Linked DNA regions of Homo sapiens: region 1 is linked to region 2. A link is a loop called in an ENCODE intact Hi-C map of the cell type or tissue named here. Cell type or tissue: CD4-positive, alpha-beta T cell. All regions are shown on one strand.

What was found. Hi-C counts contacts between places; a loop is a spot of excess contacts. Peaks named below come from ENCODE experiments on the same cell type or tissue, not always from the same donor. Only the 100,000 strongest peaks of a DNase experiment are listed, where the experiment ranks them.
Region 1: a loop joins it to region 2, with 2.5 times the contacts of the local background. A loop is called at or near these places in 6 of 110 quality-filtered maps.

What each region holds. Positions count from the first base shown.
Region 1 is chr6:87,828,340-87,836,339 of GRCh38, forward strand. The region is part of intron 2 of LOC101928911 (a long non-coding RNA gene); the gene reads left to right. Among named protein-coding and RNA genes, the nearest start is that of AKIRIN2, 130 kb to the left of the region's middle. In CD4-positive, alpha-beta T cell, CTCF peaks have their summits at 3,802 and 4,002; a DNase peak (open chromatin) is centred at 3,802; H3K4me3 peaks cover 779 bases; H3K27ac peaks cover 515 bases.
Region 2 is chr6:87,404,893-87,412,892 of GRCh38, forward strand. It overlaps CFAP206 (cilia and flagella associated protein 206), which reads left to right and starts at 3,080. Exons shown (of 13, transcript NM_001031743.3): 1 at 3,080-3,197; 2 at 4,943-5,055; 3 at 5,693-5,776. The coding sequence starts at 4,948. In CD4-positive, alpha-beta T cell, no CTCF peak of the experiment used is centred here; DNase peaks (open chromatin) are centred at 3,239, 3,539 and 3,759; H3K4me3 peaks cover 1,774 bases; H3K27ac peaks cover 725 bases.

The DNA of each region.
Region 1 (8,000 bases), 420 kb after region 2:
GCATCACCCCTGCTTGACCATCGTTTACTGGTGGTATCTTCAAGAGCCTCTAAGGTCCGTGGAGTTGGCACAAACAAGCATTGACAGTGAAGCCCAGTAGTCTTCAACATCATATAATTACTGGGCATTACATTGCATAAACTGCAATGTGAATTGAACAAAGACCCATTACAGGAGTGCGAAAAAGCAAGTAATCATGCCCTGTTTCCTCACTAACTGCCTGCCTCACCTTTAATGTGCTCCTCCCTTCCCTTGTTCCCCAGTCCTTGGCCTATGGTCTGAAGTAGAAATGTTTTCCATATTTATTCTGTCTGGTACTGTTTCCTCTGAGATTGACAGATGGTTCAAATTTCATTTTGAGGTATGCCTAAAGGATAAAAACTCCACCTCTACTTCTTTCCTTTCATATTTATATCTTCTTTTTTCCTCTTTTTTTTCCCCTCTCCTTCTCTCTTCCTTGTGTCTTTTTACATTTGCTAGGTCGAATTTCCCCTTCTCTACTTATTTTATCCTGTATCTCAGTTTCCTTTTTTTTTTTTTTTTTTTTTGAGACGGAGTCTTGCTCTTTCACCCAGGCCGCACTGCAGTGGCGCTATCTTGGCTCACTGCAAGCTCCGCCTCCCGGGTTCACGCCATTCTCCTGCCTCAGCCTCCCGAGTAGCTGGGACTACAGGAGCCTGCCATCACGCCCGGCTAATTTTTTTTTGTATTTTTAGTAGAGATGGGGTTTCACCGTGTTAGCCATGATGGTCTCGATCTCCTGACCTCGTGATCCGCCCGCCTCGGCCTCCCAAAGTGCTGGAATTACAGGCGTGAGCCACCGCGCCCGGCCCTCAGTTTCCTTTTACTTCATTATCTATTCTGTGGGGAAGATGATTTACTTTGTGCAATGGTATATAACTCGATTTCTGACATCCAAGAATCCCTTTCCCTGCCTAATTTGACTTTAAAAGGGTTCAAAGAGGATGATTTCGTATAAAAAGTTGAGTCGATTTAACTATCTATCAAAAGAAAAGTCTCCCAGATACTTTGCGTCAATTACTAGTTCTTTTCTGTCTTGCGTATTTGCACCGAGAAAGAATTCTGTTGGCCCATATGCTGGGTTAGTGCCAGAATAAGATGGGCTTCTGTCCCCATCACTCCATTGAAGGGGCTATTGTCAAGGTTACCTGTGACCTCTGCATTGCCAGCTTTGATGTCTTCTGTGTCCTCCTCTTGCCGACCTCTCTCCAGGGTTGCCTCACTTGTCTTCTGCTCTCCTTTCTGTTGCTGGCCACTTATGCTTCCTGACTCACCCTTCCTCCCTTCTCTGTTTCAATTGCCTGTGCCCTAGGGTCAGACCCAGGCCTCTTCTCTTCTTTATCCAAATTCTCTCCTTGAGGATCTCATCTTTAAATATCACTTATATCTTGAAGACTTCCTCCTCTTCCTCCTCCTCTTCCTCCTCCTCCTTTTCTTCTCCTCTTCCTCCTCCTCCTCCTTCTTCTCCTTCTTGTTTTTTTGTCTTCTCCTTCCTCCTCCTCCTCTTCTTCTTCTTCCTCCTCCTCCACCTTCTCCCCCTCCTGTTCCTCCTTCTCCTCCTCCTTCTCCTCCTTCTCCTCCCCCTTCTCCTCCTCTTCCTCCTCCTCCTTCTTCCTCCTTCTCCTTCCCCTTCTCCTCCTCCTCCTTCCTCCTTCTCCTCTCCCTTCTCCTCCTCTCCCTTCTCCTCCTCTCCCTTCTCCTCCTCTTCCTCCTCCTCTCCCTTCTCCTCCTCTTCCTCCTCCTCCTTCTTCCTCCTCCTCCTCCTTCTTCCTCCTCCTCCCTCCTCCTCCTCCTCCTTCTTCCTCCTCCTCCCTCCTCCTCCTCCTCCTCCTTCTTCCTCCTCCTCCTCTTCCTCTTCTTTTGAGACAGGGTCTCTCTCTGTCACCCAGGCTAGAGTGCAGTGACGCTATCACAGCTCACTGCAGCCTCAAACTCCAGGGCTCAGGTGATCTTCCCACTTTGGCCTCCCAAAGTGCTGAGATTACAGGCCTGATTCACTGCACCTGGCCTTGAAGACTTCTAAGTATAAATCAATAGCCCTAACCTCTCCCCTAATCTCCAGATTTCTAACAAGAAGAGATCTTGTTTGTGCAGATGTCTCCTGACATCTTCTCCTGAATAGACATAGCAAACTGAGCCATGAGCAACACAAACAGAAATTATTCTCACTGCCACCCCCTCCCAACATGCCTTCCTCACAGCCTTTCTAATTCCGGTAAGTGGTATTGCATCCACTTAGTAGCTCAGTCAAAAGTCACACTCCATGCCCACCTCTAATCTGTTACCATTTATACTTCTAAAATAAATTGGAAATTCATTCCTTTATTTATTTATTTTTGAGACAGAGTTTCACTCCCATCACCCAGGCTGGAGTGCAGTGGCGAGATCTTGGCTCCCTGCAACCTCCACCTCCTGGGCTTGAGCAATCCTCCTGCCTCAGCCTCCTGAGTATCTGGGACTACAGGGGCCCACCACCATGCCTGGATAATTTTTTTGTGTTTTGTCGAGATGGGGTTTCTCTCTGTTGCCCAGGCTGGTCTTGAACTCCTGGGCTCAAGTGATCCACCTGCTTCAGCCTCCCAAAGTGCTGAGACTACAAGCTTGAGCTGCCGCACCTGGCCCCATTCCCTTTTTACAATACTACTGTTATCACCCTTGTCCATGCAACTATATTTTATTGCCTGTAAGACTACAGTCATTTCCAAAGAAGTTTCCCTGTTTCTACTGTTGTGCTTGTTATGGTACTTCCTCCACACAGCATCCAGAATAATTTTCAAAAATGTAAATCAGATTGCATCACTCCCTTTCTTAATAACCTTTTGCACTGCCCCATGTCCGCGTCCCTGAGCCCATAAAACCCTCTTCTTTGCATTCTTTAGTGCATTATTTCCGCTGTAGTACTGACCTCCTGAAAAGCTCAAGCCTCTTTTATGCTATATGGTTTCTTTCCCACAGATAAAGTAAGAATAAAAATATTTATGGATCTGAAAATTCCTTAAAGTATTTGTTACTGTGCAGGAGGTAGAAAACTTCCTAGGTAACCTCTTCTTCTTTTTTTTTTTTTTGAAACAAAGGCTGGAACTTCAGGGACCAGTGATGTTGTCAGTTTTCTACTATCTGATGAAGGATACTGAAGAGAGTGAAAAAAATAGTATAGACTTGGGGAGAAAGGAATGGATTTGTGGGAGAATAAAATGGGAAAGTAAAACAGAGTGGGGAAGGGGGAGCTAAAAAGAAAAGCACCCAGGATAAATCTTTTCCTTGCTTTATAATTCATATCATAGTAAAATTTTATAAATTTAGTTTCTGTAGAAAAAGGAATAATAAAATGATATTAATTAGGATCATATTCATAATTATACTGTTTCTCTCTGAATTTATATAATCTTTCTGCAAAGAGCTAAAAATGGCTTAAAAAGCTCTAATGATATTATATTATTTAGCAATGTGTCTGTAATAGACATTAATGATACAGTATTAAACCAATCCATAGAGCTTTCTAAAGGTACGGTAGGCTAATATAACACCAGAAACCTAATTGCTGCTCTCAGAATTTAGAATTGAAATTAGCTTAATGATATAAAATTTTTTAATAGGAAAAGCTATCCACAAATAGTTGCTATCATGTAGTTTTTCAGTGTAAAGAAAATTTAAAAAATCAATAAAAACAAAATGATTACTCAGACCTTGTTACATAGATATCGCTGTTAGACGTCCTCCTTTTCTAAGATAACCTATTGTGTGGTTTTCAGAGCCTTTTATAAGTCAGCCACTAGAGAGCAAACTTCTTCTTTTTATCAGGCCGTAGTTTTATTTTTTTTAAAAAATACACACCACGTATATATTGGGAATCTCACAATGACACATTATCTCAGACTGTAAAATCTGATAATATAGCTTCTAGATGCCTGGGGCAGTGGGTGTAGGGGATGAAGTGGGAAATTTTAAGGCCGTTTATATTAAAAACACAAGAAAGAACAAGATAAGATGTTGTAATGTTGAACTACCTTCCTGGAGTGAAAATGAAACCTTCTGCTAATGGAGCATAAAGTCTTACGTTTCATGCCATGTAATAAAATATGATAGGCATTGTTTGGTCTGACAGGTATCTTGGGCCTTTTTCCAGACTAGGGTCTCCAGGGAGCTCAAAGACATGTTACTGTTTCCAGGTGAAATGTAGATAAATTACATTGTCAGCTACCTTTGCTGCCTCCAGTTCCAGAGGCTCCAGTCACACAAAAGAAAGCTGCCAGTTCCAGAACACTCTCATCTATTGGACTAACCCCCAACTATTGACATCCTTTCCAAAGGTCAGGATGGCACCCAAAACATCAATATACAGGCAGATCAATCTGCTAAAGGGTGCCAGGGAACAGAAGGATTTACTGCACATAGAAATTCCAATTTTTCAGGCCCCAGAGTGTCTCAGCCTCCTTTTTGGCCAAGAATGGGAGATACTCAGCTAGGTAAACCACTTTCTCTTCTGGTGGCCTGTTGGCAATTGGCCCCGTTCTCATGACCCTAGAGTCTCATGGCTCACCAAAGTCGTCAGAATCAAGTTTCATCTCTGTTATTTGGGCTTTGGGCTATTTGAAGGTTTATAGTTTAAAATTTGAACTTTTTAGATATTTCAAAAAAACAGTATTGGATTGGTGCAAAAGTAATTGCAGATTTTGCCATTACTTTATACCAACCTAATATTAAGAGCTGTAGGAAGATTATAAAAGATATCCAAGAAGGGAGATTTCAAAACCTTCCAAGGGAACACTTTCCAGGGTTTATTGGCTATTCCGGTTAGATTATTTTTCTTTTCTTTTCTTTTTTTTTTTGTTGAGACAGAGTCTCGTTCTGTCACCTAGGCTGGAGTGCAGTGGCATGATCTTGGCTCACTGCACCCTCTGCCTCCCAGGTTCAAGTGATTCTCCTGCCTCAGACTCCTGAGTAGCTGGGATTACAAGTGCCCACCACCACACCTGGCTACTTTTTGTATTTTTAGTAGAGACGGGGTTTCTCCATCTTGGTCAGGCTGGTCTCAAACTCCTGATCTCAGGTGATCCTCCCACCTTGGCCTCCCAAAGTGCTGGGATTACAGGCATGAGCCACCATGCCCCGCCAGGTTATTTTTCTTATGTTGAATTGGCTCGTGTGAAATTGTCAATATTTGAACAATTTGGCTTATAAAAATGGCCATTTTACAGAGTTCAACCTAATACTTTATGCTACAGGGCCTTCTGTGAAGAGGTCTTTTACAGGCATTGTTCACCACTTCATAATCAATCAACAATCATTGCCTGCCCACTAAGCACTCAGCACAATGTCAATGCAACTCAACAAAGATATATTATTGACTCTCTGCAAGGTGCTTTGGTGAGTACTGCAGCAAACATTAGGGTCAGCTAGATGAGGTCCTGTCTTTACAGAGCTTATGTTCCAATGAGAGAAAGTAAAATTAATCACTTGGACAGTGTTATGTTTTCTACAGTTAAAATGTTGTGGGAGTATGAAAGAGGATGAGATTCAATCCTGACTGGGGGACTCCAGGAAGGTTCATTGCTGGGATGGCACTTGGATGGAAGGGCTGACACTTAACACGGAAGAGGTGCTAATTTAGTTGGGACTTGAAGGAGGCATAAGATTATTCTTACAATTTCCCATCAAATATCTGTAGCTGTGGTTGTTGTTATCAGTAGACGGTAAAATTTCTGAGGGCAGTGGTCTCTCTGTAGTCACACGGTGCCTGGCACAGAGTTAGAGGCTCCACTCTATGCTGCCAAGTCAGTGCAGTATAGTAGGTGAGAACACTTGTCCTGAATCCAGGCCGCTACTTCACTAGCTGTGTGACCTTGAGCAACTTATTCAACTTCTCCGTGTCACAGTGTCTTCATCTATAAAATGTGGGTACATAATAGCACCTATCTATGTTCTCCTGTGGAAATCAGACATGACTGGGCATTTCCACAGTTCTGTAGGGCAGCCCAACTAAATTTGTTTCACGGACACACCAAGGAGCCCCCAAGGAAAGAAGTTGAGCTAAACTTAAGGAAGACAGAGTCAGGCTGACATGTCTGGCTCTACCCTGAAGCCCCAGGGAAGAAGCAGAGGCAAGACACAGCATCTGTCACTTTGGCCCAGTTCTGTGTCCTGATTCCTGCAGTGGGGTTTGTGTGTGTGTTTGTGTGTGTGTGTCTGTGTTTGTGTGTGTGTTAGAGATATTTCACCTAAATATCTATAAGACCCCAAGGTCTCGGCAGAATTGCTTTTATAGCCCCTAGATAGATTGTAGCCCATGATGGGTGTAGGGCTGAGATTTTGGAGGATTGATAGCTCCAGAGACCGCAGGTCAATACTATCACCTCCAGGTCCCCAGGGCTTCTGCTGGGTGGCAGAGGTCCCTGGCAGACACTCCAGAGAGGATTGTTCATGAGGACATTGGAGACAGCCTCTAAGAACACCCAGAAATTTTGGGTGGGTGGGGCTTCTCTGCAGAAGAGGAGTCCTACTATAGCAGGCAGGGTGAAAATCAGCATAAGGAAGGTTACGGCCTAATGCCACCCAATTTGTATCCTTCAGGTTGCTGTAGTCTGGGGCACATCAGAATCCTGACTTCAATTTGGCAATTTCCATTGTAATTGAAGGTCTGAAAAGTTCTTAAAAAGTTCACTTCTTGCCTAAGAAAGTAACATATCTCATTGTGGGTGGTTAAAAAAATAGAAAAACATAAAAAATTAGATTAAAGTAGCCCTTAGTTTATCATACAATGAGATTTACTTTTGATGTATTTTTAAAAGGTATTTTGATGTATTTCCATCTAATTTTTTTATTTGTTTTTTGAGAAAGAGTCTTGCTCTGTTGCCTAGGATGGAGTACAATGATGAGACCTCTGCTTGCTGCAACCTCTGCCTTCCTGGTTCAAGCGATTTTCCTGCCTAAGCTTCCCGAGTAGCTAGGACTACAGGTGCATGCCACCATGTCTGGCTAATTTTGGTATTTTTAGAAGAGAGAGGATTTTGCCATGTTAGCCAGCCTGGTCTCGAACTCCCGGCCTCAAGTGATCTGCCTGTCTCAGCCTCCCAAAGTGTTGGGATTACAGGTGTAAGACACCATGCCTGGTTAGAATTTTTTTTTTTTTGAGACGGAGTCTCGCTTTGCCACTCAGGCTGGAGTGCAGTGGCATAATCTCAGCTCACTGCAACCTTTGCCTCCTGGGTTCAAGAAATCCTCATGTCTCAGCCTCCCAAGTAGCTGGGATCACAGGCATGCACCACCATGCCCTGCTAATTTTTTTTGTATTTTTAGTAGGGACAGGGTTTCGCTATCTTGGCCAGGCTAGTCTTGAATTCCTGACCTCAGATAATCTTCCCACCTTGGTCTCCCAAAGTGCTGGGATTACAAGCATGAGCCACCACGCCCTGCCACTGGTTAGATTTTAAACTAACAAGAGAGATGCATGTTTGGAATTTGCTAAATTTATCTAAATATCTATATTTGCTATAAAAATTTTACCCACTTTTATTCTCCCTGTTTCACTTAACACCCTATTTTGAATATTTTCCTATATTATTAACTATTATTGAAAATACTATTTAATATACATATTCCATATGGGTTACTCTAATTTTTAAAGTAATTTTTATTAAGGTGTACTATGCAAATATTGCATGCAAATATTCTACAAATGAAATAGTGCTAAATAGCATAAAAACAGAATGAATGATGCTTTCTCTACTCACCCTCAACTCCTTTGTCCTTGTCAAGAGGAGCTACTTTCAGTTTTCACTAGCAGCTTATTTTGAAATTTGCCTCCATATTTAAAAACATGATTAATATCCTATTATTTCTTCATTTACCAAGTTTAGTACATATAGTGAGGACTTCTGCTTATTTTTACCCTCCTTTCTTTCTCGAATCTTCCTGATGTAATTATATTTTAATTTTTACCTAAGTACATATTCAGTATGTCTATGATTATTACTTTGTGA
Region 2 (8,000 bases):
AACTTCTTAAAGCCTGAGGAAAAGGAAAAATATATAATTCTCTCTTTAAATGTTGAACAGTTTGTGACATATTAAAGATACTTAATCAGAAGAAATTAATTCTACAATATTCTTAAAGGCAATCTTTTAGCTTTTAGATAAAAAACATTTGATAAAATGGGTTTCACTTCTTCTAGGATGACTTCCATCACAATTCTATTTTAAGACTGTTTTATGTAGATTTGTAATCTGGTGTTTTGAAACAACATAAAACTTGGTTTCTCTTTTAACAAAACTGAGAAGAGTTCTCATGCCTTCTTTTTCTCAAGGTAAATATATCCAGTTCTCTCTATCTTATTCTGACAAAATTTTTCTTATTCTCTGGATGCACTCTGGTTCCTCCGTGTTTTTTAATTAAATGCCATTGCTGCCGTGTTAAAACTAGGAACAAATAGTTCTACAAAGACTAGAAGTCCAATAAACCATGGGAGTATAAAATATATTGTCATAGTTGATGTTGTCAATAATAACCATGATAAAGGTCATAAAATACTAGTTTCTAAAATTTATGAATCCTTTTATCTATGTCAGATGCTGTGCTAAGTGCTTCATGACGGCTATCTCATTTTACTCTCACAACTCCACGAGATAGATACCATTGTTTTGTTTTATAAATGAGAAATTTAAATCACTGAAAGGTTTATAAATGAACTCTTTCCACACTTATACTGTATAATAAGCCACTCAAAAACTCAGCGGTTTAAAACAATACTCATTCATTATCACACATCTACAGGTTGACTGGAGTTTGGCTGATCTAGGCTGGGCCCTAGTTGGGCATCTCTGCATCTTACTAAAAGATCGGTTCAGGCAATTCTGTGCCATATGCATGTGATTCTGGGACCAAAGAGCTTGCTTTGTATGTACTTCTCATGGCAATGATACAGGCACAAGAGAGAAAGCAGAAATATGGGGTCTCTTTAAGATCTTGGATCTGATTTGGCACACCGTTGCTTCACCACAACCTATTGGCCAAAGCAAGTCACATGGCTAAATTCAAAATCAAGGATTGGGGAAGTATACTCCACCAAAGTCCATGGCAAAGGTGTGGATGCTAAGAGGCATGAAGGATTAGGGAGAATAATTCAATGTAGCACAAAACGCTAAATAATACTTCCAAAGTCATACCCATTGTAGCAGTCAGGGATTCAGTTTGGCTGAATGTAGCAAAAAACCCAAATAATAGTAGCTTAATAAAATAGGAGTTTATCTTCTCTCATGCAAAGTCTGGAGATAGCCAGTCAAGAAGCTGATAGGGCTGTTCCATGACGTTACCAGGAACTCAGGTTCCTTTTTCATTTTTGTTCCACCATCCTTAAGATGTGACCCTCATGTTTATGTTCACAGCAAGGCTGCTGGAGCTTCAGCCAGCATATTCTCATTTCAAGTAGAAAGAAAAGGAAAGGCAATAGACATAAAATGGAAGTGCTTTCCCTGACACCTCATCCAGTGATTACACTTACATCTCATTGGCTAGACCATGTCACAGGCCACTCTCACTGAGAAAGAGGTTGAGAGATTTTTTTTTTTAAAAGAGAACACTGTCATTCCCAACACAGGGTTAAATTAGTAACAGAAAGAGAAGAAAACATTGACATTAAGTAGGAATTAACAGTATCAAACATACTTCAGGGAGTATTTGTGCCAGGATTTGCCCATTAGTTTAAAACTATACTTAATATGATGGTATTATTCTTACCATCTTAAAAGATATTTAATATTCTAATATATAATATATGCTCATGGAAGACATTTTGGTAGCTATCTTAAAGTATAAAGAAGACAAATCAGCCATAAGCCATTACAAAGTTACAACCACTGTTAAAATTTTGCTATCTCACCGTCCTTTGGTTGCTTTACCTTGTATACTTACAGTATATTTGTATATCTAAATTGGGTTCATTCTCTACAAATAGCCAGTCTCATCTCCCTTGTATTTTTAAATTTTGTTTTATAGATCATAAGACAATATATACTCATTATGGAAAAATCTAGAAAAAACAGAAAAGTATAAAGAAATAAAAGTAATTTACCTATAATTCCATCCTTAGATCTAATTGCTTGCTGTGATTTTGAAAAACTGACCTACACTTTTTGTGCATTATATGTATGTCAATATAGTTTAAGTCATATTATATAAAAATTTCGCATTTGGCTTTTAACAAATATAAGACAAACACAAGGTTTTTGTTAACATAATTTTAAATACCTGCCTGATATTTTACTTAAATAACGTGTTTAGATTTCTAAGGCTGTGCTATTATAAATCTTGTTACTCTGAACATCTATTTTTACACAAGCTTCTTCCACATTCCGGGAACATTTTCTAGAAGGCGGAAATAAAATTGTGTTATATTATGATGTATATTCTTGAGTTTTTGTGTTGATTCATTTCCTAGTAATCAGGGAATGTCCTTAAGCAAAGCATATTCTGCATATTTGTTTGCAGTTTGAGAAAAATTACTGTTTAAAAATAAAACCTTGTTGTTTGATGCTCTCCTTCTAATGAGTATTTAATCCTTTTTCACACTTTCACGTCTGAAGGTGGGCCTAACGATATTATCGTTAAGGGATAAAACCTCATTATTTTGACTCGGACACTAATGTGTTCTTATCATGTGCTTCTTGAATGAGCAGTTTTCTCTTCGGGCATCTTGGAGCGTTCTGTTACAGACTTCCTTTGAACAACGGGACATGAAATAAAACCTCGATACTTTTTACTTTTGTTTTTTAAAACTAGATACTTTTACAAGAACTCTATTTGCCCAGGATACAGCCCTTCCGTTTTCCCAGCCTCTCCAACTGGCTCCTCCCTCTCCCCCACCCCGCTTTCAAAGCCGCCTCATCATTCCCACGCTAGCAAGTTAATATCCTTATTTACGAGAACTTGTGTTTCACAGTCTTAACCACGGAGGTTAAGATGTCTCTGCCTGAAATTCCTTTGTTTTTAAAGTTTTTCCAGCCCATCTTTTGGGGGAAAGACCCTCAAAGTGGGACCCCGCCCCACCCCCACCTGGCCCCGCCCCCTCTGGTCCGGAGCCTTCCATCTCCATGGTTACGCGGCGGTGGCTGCGAGCGCCCAACTGCTCCGACCGTCGCGGTGAGGGCCCCAGGACAGAAGCAGACAGACACGGCTCCTGCTGTCGATTCCGATCCAGGTCAGCCTACTCGGGGCTCCGCGCCCTTGACCCGGAGGCGTACCCCGCCAGGCGGCGAGCTTGGGGCGGCTGGCGGAGCTCGGGCGGCTGGAGGACCGCGTCCTGCCTCGTCGAGACTTAGCTCTCAGTCTCGATCCTTTAGGCTGCGCCGCCGCAGAGCTGGAACAGCGGTCCATTCCTGCCGGAGGCGCCACCCCAGGGCTGCAGGGCTGCCCTCTAGCCTTTGCGCGGGTGCCTGAGGCCTCCCGCTTCTGTTTCGCTCCACTGGCTACCCCAGAAGCCGGACCTCGGGAGACTTAGTAATTGGAGGGTGGGTGCAGGGAAGGTGCTGAGCCGCGTCCCTAGCGACCCGGCAGCGGCGCGCATGCGCACACAGATCCGGAGCGCGCACACAGATCCGGAGCGCGCACACAGATCCGGAGCGCGCACACAGATCCGGAGCGCGCACACAGATCCGGAGCGCGCACACAGATCCGGAGCGCGCACACAGATCCGGAGCGCGCACACAGATCCGGAGCGCGACGGACTCTCCCACTGACTGGCACTTGCGCATGCGCTGCCTGTGATCTTGGAGTACTGATTATAAGCTGTTTTAAGCGATTCCCTTAAGCCGCGCACTGTTGTAACCACTAAAAACAGGACTAATTTAGTCCTCACACCTCTGGAAAGAAGTGAAGCAAGTGCCCAAGGTCTCACAGCTGGACAGTGGTCGGGTCACCATGGAATCCAGGCAATCTGGTTTCACTGGACAAAATGCCTAGTGCTTCGTACTCATCCATTGGAAAGCTAATAATGCTGAGGAGTTGGCTTTATCTACCTGATATTGCCTTTGTTATACTCTACATGCCAACTTCCATTGTGCTTAGTTACTGATATTCAGGAAAATCAGAAAACTCGATCAAAACCTACCACTTTTTCCTTATAGTAAATGCTTTTTTTTATCGAGAGTCTGAACTCTATTTTAGATGTGCGGAAAAGATCATTTTAATGATCTGAGCAAGAATTGTTTTCCAAGATTCTAGTACAGTTCTGAAGGGTCATTTAATGAATGTGGTGGAATAAGCATTTCTCCTTTTAAAGCTGTACTCTTGGGTTTCTCATTAATTTTACCTCCCTCCCCTACAAATACTGCTTAGCCTTTTTTTTTTTTTCCTGAGACACAGTTTCGCTCTTGTTGCCCAGGCTGGAGTGCAATGGCACCGCAACCTCCGCCTCCCGGGTTCAAACGATTCTCCTGCCTCAGCCTCCCAAGTAGCTGGGATTACAGGCGTGTGCCACCACTCCCGGCTAATTTTGTATTTTTAGTAGAGACGGGGTTTCTCTGAGTTGGTCAGGCTGGTCTCGAACTCCCGACCTCAGGTGATCTGCCTGCCTTGGCCTCCCAAAGTGCTGGGATTACAGGCGTGAGCCATCGCGCCCAGCCTGCTTAGCCTTTTTTTTTTTTTTTAATTAAGAATATCATGATAGGAATATATGTTTAGTGACCATAATTTAAATAATTGAAAATGTTATTTATCAAATGTTTCAATTATTTGAAATCCCAATCGTTGTCTGTCTTCAATAAAGTCCTTCATTTTTAAAAATAATGAAAAACAGGAGAGGCCTAGATACTAATAAAAATGCTAATAAGCTAATAGATGATATTATGACTGTTTACAAATACAATATTGCAGAAATCAAAAGAGGAAAAAAATAAATTTGCATAAAACCACGGTTTTTTTAAAAAAAATTGTTGTTTTATTTAGCCAGAATGCCTCCAACTCAGGCCGAAAGTGTTATAAGGAGTATTATACGAGAAATAGGACAAGAATGTGCAGCCCATGGAGAGATTGTTTCTGAAACTCTGATTGCTTTTATGGTAAGAAGAAATATTTTTGTGATTACTGTTTTATTAAGAGGTTTTTTAAGATGTGGTGTCCATTTTCCCCTTTAAATTCTGTGAGGCTTTCATAAATGTTTTTCAGTTGAAGCATAACGAGATAATTGGACAAATTTGTGAAAACATTTTTAAAAAGTTTATAGAGCATGTGAGTTCTAGATTTATAGAGACATTTAGAAGACCTTGATGAGTTTTGGAAACATCAATAATGTTCTCCTGTGTGGGAATTTTTTGACGTGTATTTTTGTTTGCCGTTGTTAAAAATTACTCATTGCTGTGGTTTCTCTGTTCTTGCTTTTGGTTAACAATACACAATAAAAATACAATAAAATATGCCATAGTTTCCCAATTGAAAACCTAGCCATTGCTTTCAACTTATTTCCCCATATAACTTTTCTAGCACCATATTCAAGTTTGATGTTTGTTGCTTCCTTTTTTCAACCTCTAACAAGGGTACTGATGAGTTCAGTAATAAGAAGAATAGTTGGAAAACCAACCCCAACGTAATCAAGAGGTAGTTGTTTAAAAAATGGAAACATATTAAGCTAATAATATGAAATAAAATTGCTTAATGGATTCTTTCCTAGTTAATGGACTCGTTCCTACTTTTTTCTAGGTGAAAGCTGTTGTCCTGGATCCAAGTAATGGCTTTAACATGGATAGAACCCTCATGAAAAGTGATGTGCAGAATCTTGTTAAGGTGATTACCCAACAGTCCTCAAATTTGCAATTACTTATTCTCAGTTGTAAATACAATATTTGTATTAGTCATTATTGCCTTCAGCTGCATGAAACAAAAGCCCACAAAATAGTAGTATACACGAGATATTTTTCTCATAACACAAAATCTGGAGAGACATAGACCATTCTTCCTGGCTTCCTGGGGCACACCATCCTTGCAATATGGTCATCTGGTGGTCAAAAGATAGCTACCCTGCCTCTAGGCAGAAAGAAGGGGGAAAGACAAAGGGCAAAATATGTGTGCCAATTGGGTCTATCACCTTCTATCCAGAAAATAATAATTTTCCCAGAATCCCTCCCATCTACTTAACATTTATTGACCAGAATGATATTGTAAGTGACCCAGGGACATTTCACTTCTTTTTTCTTTCTTAGATGAATAAATCCTTGCCCCAATCCAAATTGAGGCTCTGTTAGTAAGGAAGGAAGGGCAGGGAAATTGGGCAGGTAGCAGCATCTGCTACAGTATTTTAGTGAAACCTTGTTACTAATGTCTTACATTGCAAACATTAACTAGTTCGTCATATACTGTGAAGTTAAATAGAACTAAATTAATTTGCATTTCTCTAATGCTGAGTGATGTTGAGCATTTTTTTCATGCTTTTTGGCGATTTGTATGTCTTCTTTTGAAAAATATCTATTCATGGCCTTTGCCCACTTTATAATGGGGTTATTTGTTGTTGTCGAGTTGTTTGAGTTCCTCGTAGATCCTGAATATTAGTCCTTTGTCAGATGCATAGTTTGTACATATTTTCTCCCATTCTGCAGGCTGTCTTTTCACTCTGTTGATTATTCATTTTGATGTGTAGAAGCTTTTTAGTTTATTTAAATCCAATTTGTCTATTTCTGTTGCATTTACTTTTAAGTCATGAATTCTTTGCGTAGGCCAATGCCCAGCCCCCTAGGTTTTTTTCTGTTATTTTTATAGTTTCAGGTCTTACATTTAAGTCTTTAATCAATCTTGAGTTGTTAATTTTTGTATATGGTGAGACATTGGGATGGGTTTCATTCTTCTGCATATGGTAATCCAATTTTCCCAGCACCATTTATTGAATAGGATGTCATTTCTCCAGTGTATGTTTCTGTTGACTTTGTCAAAGATCACCTGACTGCAGGTATGTGGCTTTGTGTCTGGATTTTCTATTCTGACAATGAGATACAATCTTACACCAGTTAGAATATCTTTAAAAAGTAAAAACATAACAGATATTGGTGAGGATGCAGAGAAAAGATGGTATAAAGCTTGTTCTTAGCAATAGGGGAAGTGATTGTGGCAGTCAGAAATTTTATTGGAAAGCCGTGGAAGAGAATCCAGGAGGGGCAGAAAATAAGTTGTTCTCCTTGTCATGACCCAAGAAGAGTTTTCCATTCCCCCCAATTCCCCAACTCAACTAAGTTGGAAAGAATCAAGCCAATATACTTTTAGTACGACAGGTACATAAACTAACAACATATGTTATATTCAAGTGACAATTTTTTTCTCAACTAAAAATCATGTGGATGAGCTATTTTTTTAAGTGTGCATTTTAGAACAGTACTTCTGTATGTGGAGGGATCCAGGTGCACAGGCTTCTGCAAAGACATAGTGTCCAATCCTCAGTCTTGCATTCTCCCCTCCCTCCTCCCAGGAAAGCAGGGCTGGTGCTCAGGGAGATGGGTTGAGAGTGATGCTGCCAAGTGCCTGCCAGCTGCAGTATATTCAGCCTACAGAGTGAGCAGTGAAGGAAGTGGGGGAGGGAGGTGACCAGTAGAGATGAGAGAAGGAAAGAAAAACTGAGGTTGATATTCAATATAAAGAGGCAAGGCAGAGAAGGGGAATGAGCCATCTATGTGGGGGCTCATAGGAGAAAACAGACCAGGAGAAGAAATATCAAGGGTAGAACCAGAGAAATTTTGTGAAGAGAGGGGGGTGGTTGCAGCAGCTTTTTAATTTTAATTTAATTTAATTTAATTATATTTTATTTTTTGAGACAGAGTCTCGCTCTGTCCCCCAAGCTGGGGTGCGGTGGCATGATCTTGGCTCATTGCCATGTCCACCTCCCGGGTTCTCAAGCGATTCTCCTGTCTCAGCCTCCCGAGTAGCTGGGACTACAGGTGTGTGCCACCATGCCTGGCTAATTGTTGTATTTTTAGTAGAGACGGGTTTCACCATGTTGACCAGGCTGGTCTCGAACTCCTGACAT